2 separate regions of the Homo sapiens genome follow, and region 2 is linked to region 1. The links are chromatin loops, found by intact Hi-C in ENCODE. Cell type or tissue: PC-9. All regions are shown on one strand.

Region 1 (5,000 bases):
CGCTTTGGAAACACTTTGCAGCTTTTTAAAAATATATATATAAAGATATAATATATCTCTTTAATAGAAACACAGTCTCACTTTGTTGCCCAGGCTAGCCTCAAACTTCTGGCTTCAAGTCATCCTCATGCCTCAGCCTCTAGTTGGTGGAGGAGAAGATACATTGTGTCCATATGCACTAAAACAACGGCTAAGATCATTTTTATCATCTGCATTTCATCTTTTCATCATTGTAAGATAATTATTAAATCAAAGAAAAGCTCAGGCACCATGGCTAACGTCCGTAATCCCAGCACTTTGGGAGGCAGAGGTGGGTGGATCACTTGAGGTCAGGAGTTCGAAACCAGCCTGGCCAACATGGTGAAACCCCGACTCTACTAAAAATACAAAAATTAGCTGGGTGTGGTCACAGGCACCTGTAATCCCAGCTACTCGGGAGGCTGAGGCAGGAGAATCGCTTGAACCCAGGAGGTGGAGGTTGCAGTGAGCCGAGATCACACCACTGCACTCCAGCCTGGGCAACAGAATGTGACTTCATCCCAGAAAACAATAAAATAAAATAAAAATAAAAATAAGTAAATCAAAGAAAAGAAAAAGAAGAATCTGAAGAAAGACACAGTAGGAGAAAATGGTACTTAAGATCATCTGAATTCTACTATAAATGTACTGATGATTGGAGAAAGGTAGTTTAGCTAATCCCTAATGGCACTAAAAATAGTGACCGCTGAAAAGAAATGTCTTCAAAATATACCAAAGATGCATGCTCAAATTCACATGCAATAGCGAGAGTATAAATATATAATTTTCCTTTTTTTTTTGAGACAGAGTGTCACTCTTGTTGCCCAGGCTGGAGTGCCATGGCGCGACCTAGGCTCACTGCAATCTCTGCCTCCCGGGTTCAAGAGATTCTCCTGCCTCAGCCTCCTGAGTAGCTGGGATTACAGACATGTACTACTACACCCGGCTAATTCTGTATTTTTAGTGGAGATGGGGTTTCTCCATGTTGGTCAGACTGGTTTTGAACTCCTGACCTCAGGTGAGTCACCCACCTCAGCCTCCCAAAGTGCTGGGATAACAGGCGTGAGCCACTGCACCCGGCCAATTTTGCATTTTTAATAAAGTGATGATTGCAACAAATAAAATCACCAAATAAGAAATACTTCCTCAAACTTGCTCAGCATTTATTTTGTCTGAATTTGTGTCACATTAAACATACAACTTCTTCCAATAGTCAGCCATATACAGATCATTAAAATTAATAGTTTCTATGAAACAAATTTAAAATAACCTTTAAAAAGCGGCCATCCTTAGCCCATTGAATAACAAAGTAATAATGAATAAGATTTAAAGTTAAAAAATATGTATCACTGTGGTATATACAGTATGGATAAAAACAACAACTTACACCGTTCTCCTTTCTTCGATATTCACCAGGAACTTTTACACCATTTCTTTTTAAACTTGGATCCTGAGATCTTGGTCCACTCACTAAGGACAAAATTCAAAAACTATGCATTAACACTAGAGTTGACAGATATTTTAAGAACCAGTTCATTTCTGAGTTCTGTCATTACTGTTTGATATTTTAAGTTGAATGTATTCTTAAAACAAAATATTTTCTAATAGCAATGGACTTAAGGTCTCATAACTCAGTGTGTTTTGCAAAATTAATTTCATGGAACAGTGAATACTCAGCACTACTAAATATCACATGCCACCTATTCATTAGGAAAGCTGTCTGATTCACATACCAAAGGAGGAAAAATTAACAAACGTAATGTACTTCTGACTATGAGTAATTCATACCATTTGCTTATAGTTGCTCTTCCTAGTCATCTATTTAGCTACTCAGTAGTTAAACCAAGAAAAACTTCACTGAAATAGTTGAAAATTACATCAATGCATCCTTGTACTCGCTAACAATATTTTTAACTTATTATGAGAAGAAAGCACTTAAAAAAAGGAACAAGTAGTATCTTAATTATTTGGTTTATTGCAAACATTTTGTGGTAATTTGTAAGTACTATGAGGTACTTCCACATTTATTTAAGCAAAATATTTGTTTAAGTTTGTGAAGGTACTATCCAGAAACACTATATATTCTGCTTTTTTGGCTAAAAAGAATTTTTAAAGCCAAAATACATGGGTCTTTCAGTACCACTTAATGTATCATAAAAGGAAACGTCTTAATTTAAACTAATACATTATAAGAAGCAAATAATACCAACAGAGAATTTTAAAAATATATTAAGCTCATACCTGTACTTCCCAGAAATTAAAAAAATTATCAAATTACCTCCCAAGAAACTTAAGTAAAATGTCTATTATAACTGTCAGGAATCTTAGCACAAATTCCCATTGCTAATAAACAAATAAATAAACATGTCTACTCAGAGCCAAGTATCACACTTGCACCTAATTCTAATATGATCAGCTTTTATTTTTAAAATGCAGCTCAATTATCTGGCAAAATAGCTCAGGTAATCTGCCACAATATTTCTGTAAGAAAAAAAAACTTCTATAATTTCAGAATAATTGCTTTCTTTGCTGTCTTAAAGAGAGAGCACTTAACTAGTTTCTCCTTTGTATCATCAGTTACCTAATTAAAGTAAGCAATAAGAGCCTTAAACATAATTTCATATACATTCAGGGTCACAGGTCCTAATTGAATTGGAAAAAGAATATGGTGACAGTCTCCTAATCCTTAATCGAGAGGTCTAGACCAAAAACAGTAAGTTAACACCTTAATAAAGGAGACTGAAAAACAATCCTTGTTTTATCCCAATTTCAACACTATGTGGCACTGGTGTTTTGTGACAACGTGAAAACAGCTCCTTTATCTTCAGATTATATTTCTCACATTACTGACACTGAAACTGCATATTGCACTATTGAGAGACTATTTAATAATTTATCCAGTACTATACAGCAAGATATTTGAACAGGTAGATGAATGGGTAAAATTCAACTAATTAGATGAGTGCATGTGATGTAAATAGAGAACAAAAAAAAAAATAAGATGCAAATGCCAATATAAAACTACAAAAAAAAAAAGAAAAAAGCCTACGGAAAAAAATACATGTTTACTTAAAATAAAATTACAGACACCAGTGATACTGAAAGGCAACCAGGTAGCTTGGCTGAGGTGATTCAGGTTCCACTCCTGGCTCTGCCTCTAGGTGTGTGGCCTCTGACAAGTCACTTAACCCCTAAGTATCAGCATTTCTCATCTGTAGGGTAGAAGGGGCCAAACTAAGTCAATTCTGCCCCTCAGCTAACCCGTACTATAAATTTAATCATTCCTAATGGTCAGGTACCATATAGACACTTGCGTTAATGCAACAGTTAGTTAATAAAACTGAACTTTTTTTTTGGAGACGGAGTCTCGCTCTGTCGCCCAGGCTGGAGTGCAAATGGTGTGATCTCGGCTCACTGCAACATCCGCCTCCCGGGTTCAAGCGATTCTTCCACTTCAGCCTCCCAAGTAGCTGGGATTACAGACGCCCAGCTAATTTTTGTTTTTTGTTGTTGTTGTTGTTGTTGTTTTCGTTTTTTCAGATGAGTCTTGCTGTGTCGCCAGGCTGCAGTGCGTGGTGCCATCTCGGCTCACTGCAACCGCCAACTCCCTGATTCAAGCGATTCTCCCGCCTCAGCCTCCCGAGTAGCTGGGATCACAGGCACATGCCACCATGCCCAGCTAATTTTTGTATTTTTAGTAGAGACAGGGTTTCACCATGTTGGCCAGGATGGTCTGTCTCGATCTCCTGACTTCGTGATCCTCCCGCCTCGTCCTCCCAAAGTGCTGGGATTACAGGCGTGAGCCACCATACCCGGCCTAATTTTTGTATTTTTAGTAGAGACAGAGTTTCGTCATGTTGGCCAGGCTGGTCTCAAACTCCTGATCTAAGGTGATCTACCCACCTCAGCCTCCCAAAGTGCTGGGATTACAGGCATGAGCCACCGCGCTCAGCCAAAACTGAGCTTTTGTAATGTCCAATAACCCTGCTCGTTCTCCCACATCCTACAAGACTGCTGGGTCACAGGGATGGCTGTGTCCCCAGTGTCTACTGCTGCTTCCCACCCACACTCTCTCTCCACCCTCCCCCTACAGTCATCTATAAACTCTGGTCACAATCCCTGGTCACTAACGATGTGACCAACTGACTCCCTTGTTCTCTCCACCTCCAAGTCCTGCCTTCATTCTGGATGACATTACCGCCCAAATGCTAGCCTCTCAGTTCTAGCTTTCTCGTCTCCACTCTAATTCAGCCTCATTTCAGGGCCCCACCTGGGACCACAACACTAGAAGCCCTCTACCTCCGAAATTTTCAATTCAAACCTTCTGTTTTTTGACCACTATTTCCTTTCAATCTCAGGCGTCTCACTCATTTCCTCTCACACCTGTTCTTTCATCTAACTGAGACTCACAGCCTCTTAACTCTGTCTACTCTTTCCCCACAGCCCCTCCTGTCTTCACTTCTTCCCCACCCAGCTAAGGTATCACCTTGCCAATACCCTCTTCTCCCCTGTCCCACTGAACTCCCATTGAATTTGTCTAGAAACCTTGGGTTTTCTAGACAATTGCCTAGAAAAATTTGTCTAGACACCTTTGTTTTCTTCTCTTCTTACAACCCACCTGGGCTGTAGACCACCACTGGAGAAAAATCATGTATGGTCTCATGGTCTCTAATCTCAACTGGCCTCAATGGTTCCCAGCAGTCTGGCTTCCCTAGTAAGCCCTCTCTCCTAATCTCCAAAACAGCTCCAGCTTCCCACCCACCTCCATCATCACTCCTACCTCAGAGAAAACAAATGTTTTTAGATGAGAAATCCCTCAACTTACTCCCACAAAATGCACAAATTTAGCCACATCTGCCACAGTTTTATTTCTGTCCTGTTATTATGGAAGAGGGATCCTTCCTCTTGTCTAAGAGGACTTTCTGCCTCAGGGCTGTGGAAGGACCTAATCAGGGACCCTGCCTAACAAGTATTTCCTTTCT
Region 2 (5,000 bases), 300 kb after region 1:
ACACAGCAGTGTAATAGACATTGGAGACTCAGAAGCAGGGAGGGAGGTGAGAGATGAAAACTTACCGGCTGGGTACAATGTACACTATTTAGGTGATGGGTACACTAAAAGCCCTGACTTCACCATTATGTAATTCATTCATGTAACCAAAAACCACTTGTACCCTAAAGCTATTGAAATTAAATAGTAATAATTTTAAAAGATGCAATTGATTGATAAAGTATAAGATTGTCTTGAAAACTTACATTTGTTACAATAATTTCAGTCTTGTGTAAAGCTGCTAGAGCTAGTCCACTGATTAAAGACTCTCTAGGAAGTGTTACCATATCAACAAATGCAATCAGATCTAAAAAGAAAAAACAAAAAGAATGAGGGAGATGAAGAGAGGTAGAGGAACGGCCAGTGGAATAGAAGGAAAATCAGGATGGCATATTGACCTAAAAGCCAAGTGCAGGAAGTGTTTTAAAGAGGGTAGAATCATCAACTGTGTCAAATGCTCCTGACAAGTCAAGTAAGATGAGTACTAAGAATTGACCCTTGGATTTAGCAATGTGGAGGTCCCCAGAGAACTTAATAAGAGCCATTTTGATGATATGGTCAGAGTAAAAGCCTGATTGAAGTGGGATCAAGAGAGAATACGAGAAGAGAAATCGGAGGCAGCAGCAAGAATGGCCAACTCTTTAAAGACGTTTGGCTGTGAAGAGAAGGAGAGAGATGGGGTAGTAGCTAGAAGAGTAGATGAAGCGAAGAGATGTTTTCCTAAGATGGGAGAACTAATGGCATGTGTATATGTGGAAGAGAAATAGAAGCAATCAGAAGAAACATCCACAGACTCTTACATTTACCCATCAGTCTGCACCTACCTGTGTGCTCTGCCTCCTCTTCTGTTACTTCAGATGAACTTTTTCAGTTCCCAGCTAACACCCGTGTTTCCACTTGCATAAAAGATCCTGTCCTCTCTCCTCTACTCAAGAAATCAGCAATTCCTTCTCTCCCACCAAAGTTTCCTTGTCTCCCACTAAAATTTCTCTCTTTACCTACTATTTTGACATTGAAATAAAAAGTCAGGTCAATAGTTGGATGGGGGATCGAAGGTTTGAGAAGAGAGGAGAAGATGTAAAATAATCATTTAGAAAAAGAGTAGAGGAAGTGAACTTGGAAAATATGCAGTGACTTCAGGGTAGCAGTAGAACCCACTGGAGGGTCACAATTACAAAGTTAAAGTGAAAACAGTCAGCAAGGTTGCATATATTTTGGTAGCCACTCTCAGCTCTCTAATGCAGGAAGGAGTAAGTAGAGAGTTGGATTTAACAATATTCTAACCTGGCCGGGCGCGATGGCTCACACCTGTAATCCCAGCACTTTGGGAGGCTGAGGCAGGCAGATCACCTGAGGTCAGGAGTTCAACATGGTGAAACCCCCTCTCCACTAAAAATACAAAAATTAGTCAGGCGTGGCGGTGGACGCCTGTAGTCCTAGCTACTCGGGAGGCTGAGGCAGGAGAATTGCTTGAACCCAGGAGGCAGAGGTTGAAGTAACTGAGATCGCCCCACTACACTCCAGCCTGGGCAACAGAGTGAGTGAGACTCTTTAAAAAAAAAAAAAAGACTTAATAACTGTAGCAGGGAATTGGAACAATGAGGGATTGGCTAGTAAGAAGTAAAGAAAACTCTAAAGAATAAAAGAATAACAAATAAAGTAGCAGCCATGTTCTTTGAGCTGGGATAGAGTATCCAGGGAAAAGGCTCCCCAGGCCCAGGACCCAGATCTTGGAGGGCACAGGTATGGCTCACTAGGCAGCAGAGAAATTCTTGTGATTCTGTGCTGGCAGAACTGGCTGGAAATCTGCCCTTTGGAATTTACCAGAAATCTGTCCTCTAGGATGTCAGGGAAAGCAGGTCATGGAGAGGTGTCGCACCAGACACTTTACTACAAAGCCATTCAAGGGAGAAGGTGATGCCAAGGGAAGCTGCTGGTCAATGGGTGCTACTGACTACCCTGCCAGGCAGGACATGGTGCTGGAGAATCTGCCCGTGTGCTGCAGGAGCTGCCAAGCAAGCACACCGTAACCAGGAAGCAAAACTCTTTGCTCTTGCAATGTCTGCCCAGAGCCCTCTACTGACATAGCTTCACACTGCGCCAGCTGATAAAGAAAAAAACATTTAATGGGCCCGTTAGTATTTTCACAAAGCAAGCAAAAAAGGGTGAATATAGAGCTCAGAGGCAATTAAATGATAATTGACACAAACATTTTTTAAATAATTAAAAGCAAAAACAATCACCACTGGTCTACAGAATTAAAGTCCAAAATCCTGTGCACACATGCACTTCTCTCATCTTTTGGATGTTTACCTAATTCATGCTATTTGCTTTTACTGTTACCTTTGTTTGAAATGTCCTCACACCCTTTTTCAACTTTTAATTAACAAAACCACTGCAAGTATCCCAACATCATCATCCTTCTAAGTCAAGCTGAAAAAGAACCTTCTCCATGAAACTTTCCCTGGTGTTCCCATAAGTTTTGTTTACACACCTTTCTAATGGCAGAACAGAGGCAGCTGAATCACATGTCCAGAATAGTCCAGGAAATTAAGCTTTTCTTCCTGAATATACAACTTTAGGAAAACTGCACATGAGAAAATAAGGAAACACCAGTCCAGTCTGCCAGGTCAATGGAATAAATTCAGGCCATCAATGTGGTGACTGGTACTGCAGCCAGATTCATATCATCCCCAGGGTGGGAAATATTGTTTATATCTTAGTATCTTCCTAGCATTACCCATGTAGCAATCAATAAACACTTGCTGAATTGAAAGTCTAGTGGACTACCTTTTTCTGGAGTCAAACTTTAAATTTTAAAAAATTTATCTAATCATAAAATTTCATATATTAGTCATGATAGAAAATGTCTTATCTAGTCAAAAGATGGATCTTTAGGCTGGGTGCAGTGGCTCACGCTTGTAATCCCAGCATTTTGGGAGGCCAAGGCAAGCAGATCACTTGAGGCCAGGAGTTCTAGACCAGCCTGGCCAACATGGTGAAACCCCGTCTCTACTAAAAATATAAAAACCAGCCGGGCATGGTGGCTTGTGCCTGTAGTCCCAGCTACTTGGGAGGCTGAGGCACAAGAATCTTTTGAATCTGAGAGGTGGACGTTCCAGTGAGCCAAGATCACACCACTGCACTCCAGCCTGGGTGACAGGGCAAGACTCTGTCTTAAATAAATAAATAAATATTTAAAAAGATGGATCTTTAAAAACACAGTTAATTGCAATCCATAGAAACTTCAAATCTCTTTTTAGTTAGGATATGAGCTCTTCCTTCATTCTTTCTAAATATATTACAAATCTGCTAGCAAATAGAAAAATAATATCTAGTTTTAGCTTCTTTTTTAATATATAAAGCCCATCTTCCTATGGAGGTACCATTGAATAGGCTAGATCACCCCTCACCATGTCCCACCACACCCAACACCCCCCATCTCCTCAACACACACCCTAACCAGGGAAGCAGAAGAATAACAGAGTCCTCATTGTAGTAAATTGATTTTAACACCTTTAATCAGAGGCATTCCAAACCCCACCCATTTGCAGTCTCAGTTCATCCTCATTTCAACTGTGTGATATAAGAGAGGTAATATTCTCCCCTTTTACAAATATGAAACTAGAAACACACAGATCTTAAGAAGCATGTGTCCATCTCATACCCGAGACCACTGTCTTGCAAAGGTCCTATTGTAGTCTGTTGGCATAAAACTATATTTAGAACCTAGAACTACTCTTGAATTCAAATATTTGTATTAGTTACAAATAATTGTTGTGATTGGAAAGCATATCCAAAACAAGCACTGATTTTAATAATTGAAACAAATCCAAAACAAACATTGATTTTAATAATTGAAACAAAGAAACCATTTGCTTTGAAATTCTCTTATTAAAAATATGTACGGGCTCACACCTGTAATCCCAGCACTTTGGGAGGCTGAGGCGGGCAGATCGCTTGAGCTCAAGAGTTCCAGACCAACCTAGGCAACATGGTGAAACCCTATCTCTACAAAAATACAAAAATTAGCCAGTTGTGGTGGTATGCACCTGTAGTCCCAGCTACTTGGGAGGCTGAGGTGGAAAGATGGCTTGAGCCCAGGAGGCGGAATTTGCAGTGAGCTGAGATCATGCCACTGCACTTTAGCCTGGGTGACAGAGTCAGACCCTGTCTCAAATAAATAAATAAATATGAACTTAAATAAATTTTAAAATGTAGGAGATATAAGGGCACAAATCCAATATACATAAACAGAACCATTTGAATGAGCTACTGGCAGGAACTGGTTTAAATTGTTCCCTACATTGTATTTACTCTATTGTTAGATCAGTATTATTCTATTCAATGTATTCTATTGTTAGGTCACCTAATCTGGATGTTAACTAGCTGTCTGCCAGTGGAGAGTTAAGGGAGTGGGAAGGCTTTTCATGTGTCCACTTCAAGCAAACAAGTAATGATTGGATTTACAAAATAAAGTTAGAGAGTGATGATTCATATTTTAAAGGATTTTCTATGGGTTTCCTTTAAATGAGTTTCCATAATGAATTTAAAGCATGATTCTATTTACAAAAATTATATTTCAACCTAACCTATCAAGAAGCCATCTAGTTTTAATTAAAAAGGTAGAAAATGAATTTAATTAAGACTAAGTTGTAATGGGTTCTATGAAGAGATAGCAATATCATAGAAGAAAAGTAAAATTACAATCTATTAGTGGAGATAAAACTAACATATTATAAATATGCAAACATGTCAGAAAGAGTCAATCATAAAGCATATGTTGAATGCTAAACAACCCAAAGTAGGAGAATCAAAGGAACAACTTCAAAACTTTTGCAACAATCATAGGTAAAATGATAATTGTTCACATGCCAAGTGAATGGGGAAAGGATGCCAATTCTAACAAGCTCAACACCACCAATTAATTTCTTTGCTTCAGTTGCCCCCACTTCCCTTAA

Evidence for each region. A loop is a pair of places that touch in the nucleus more often than their neighbours do. Peaks named below come from ENCODE experiments on the same cell type or tissue, not always from the same donor. Only the 100,000 strongest peaks of a DNase experiment are listed, where the experiment ranks them.
Region 2: a loop joins it to region 1, with 4 times the contacts of the local background. A loop is called at or near these places in 10 of 110 quality-filtered maps.

Annotation. Positions count from the first base shown.
Region 1 is chr1:223,809,026-223,814,025 of GRCh38, forward strand. It overlaps TP53BP2 (tumor protein p53 binding protein 2), which reads right to left. Exons shown (of 18, transcript NM_001031685.3): 4 at 1,406-1,488. Among named protein-coding and RNA genes, the nearest start is that of TP53BP2, 34 kb to the right of the region's middle. In PC-9, a CTCF peak has its summit at 2,816; DNase peaks (open chromatin) are centred at 1,066 and 2,786; H3K27ac peaks cover 2,317 bases.
Region 2 is chr1:224,104,808-224,109,807 of GRCh38, forward strand. The region is part of intron 2 of LOC105373056 (a long non-coding RNA gene); the gene reads right to left. It also overlaps the pseudogene RN7SKP49. Among named protein-coding and RNA genes, the nearest start is that of FBXO28, 6.8 kb to the right of the region's middle. RefSeq lists an enhancer at 1,959-2,028. In PC-9, a CTCF peak has its summit at 2,124 (motif pointing left); a DNase peak (open chromatin) is centred at 2,024.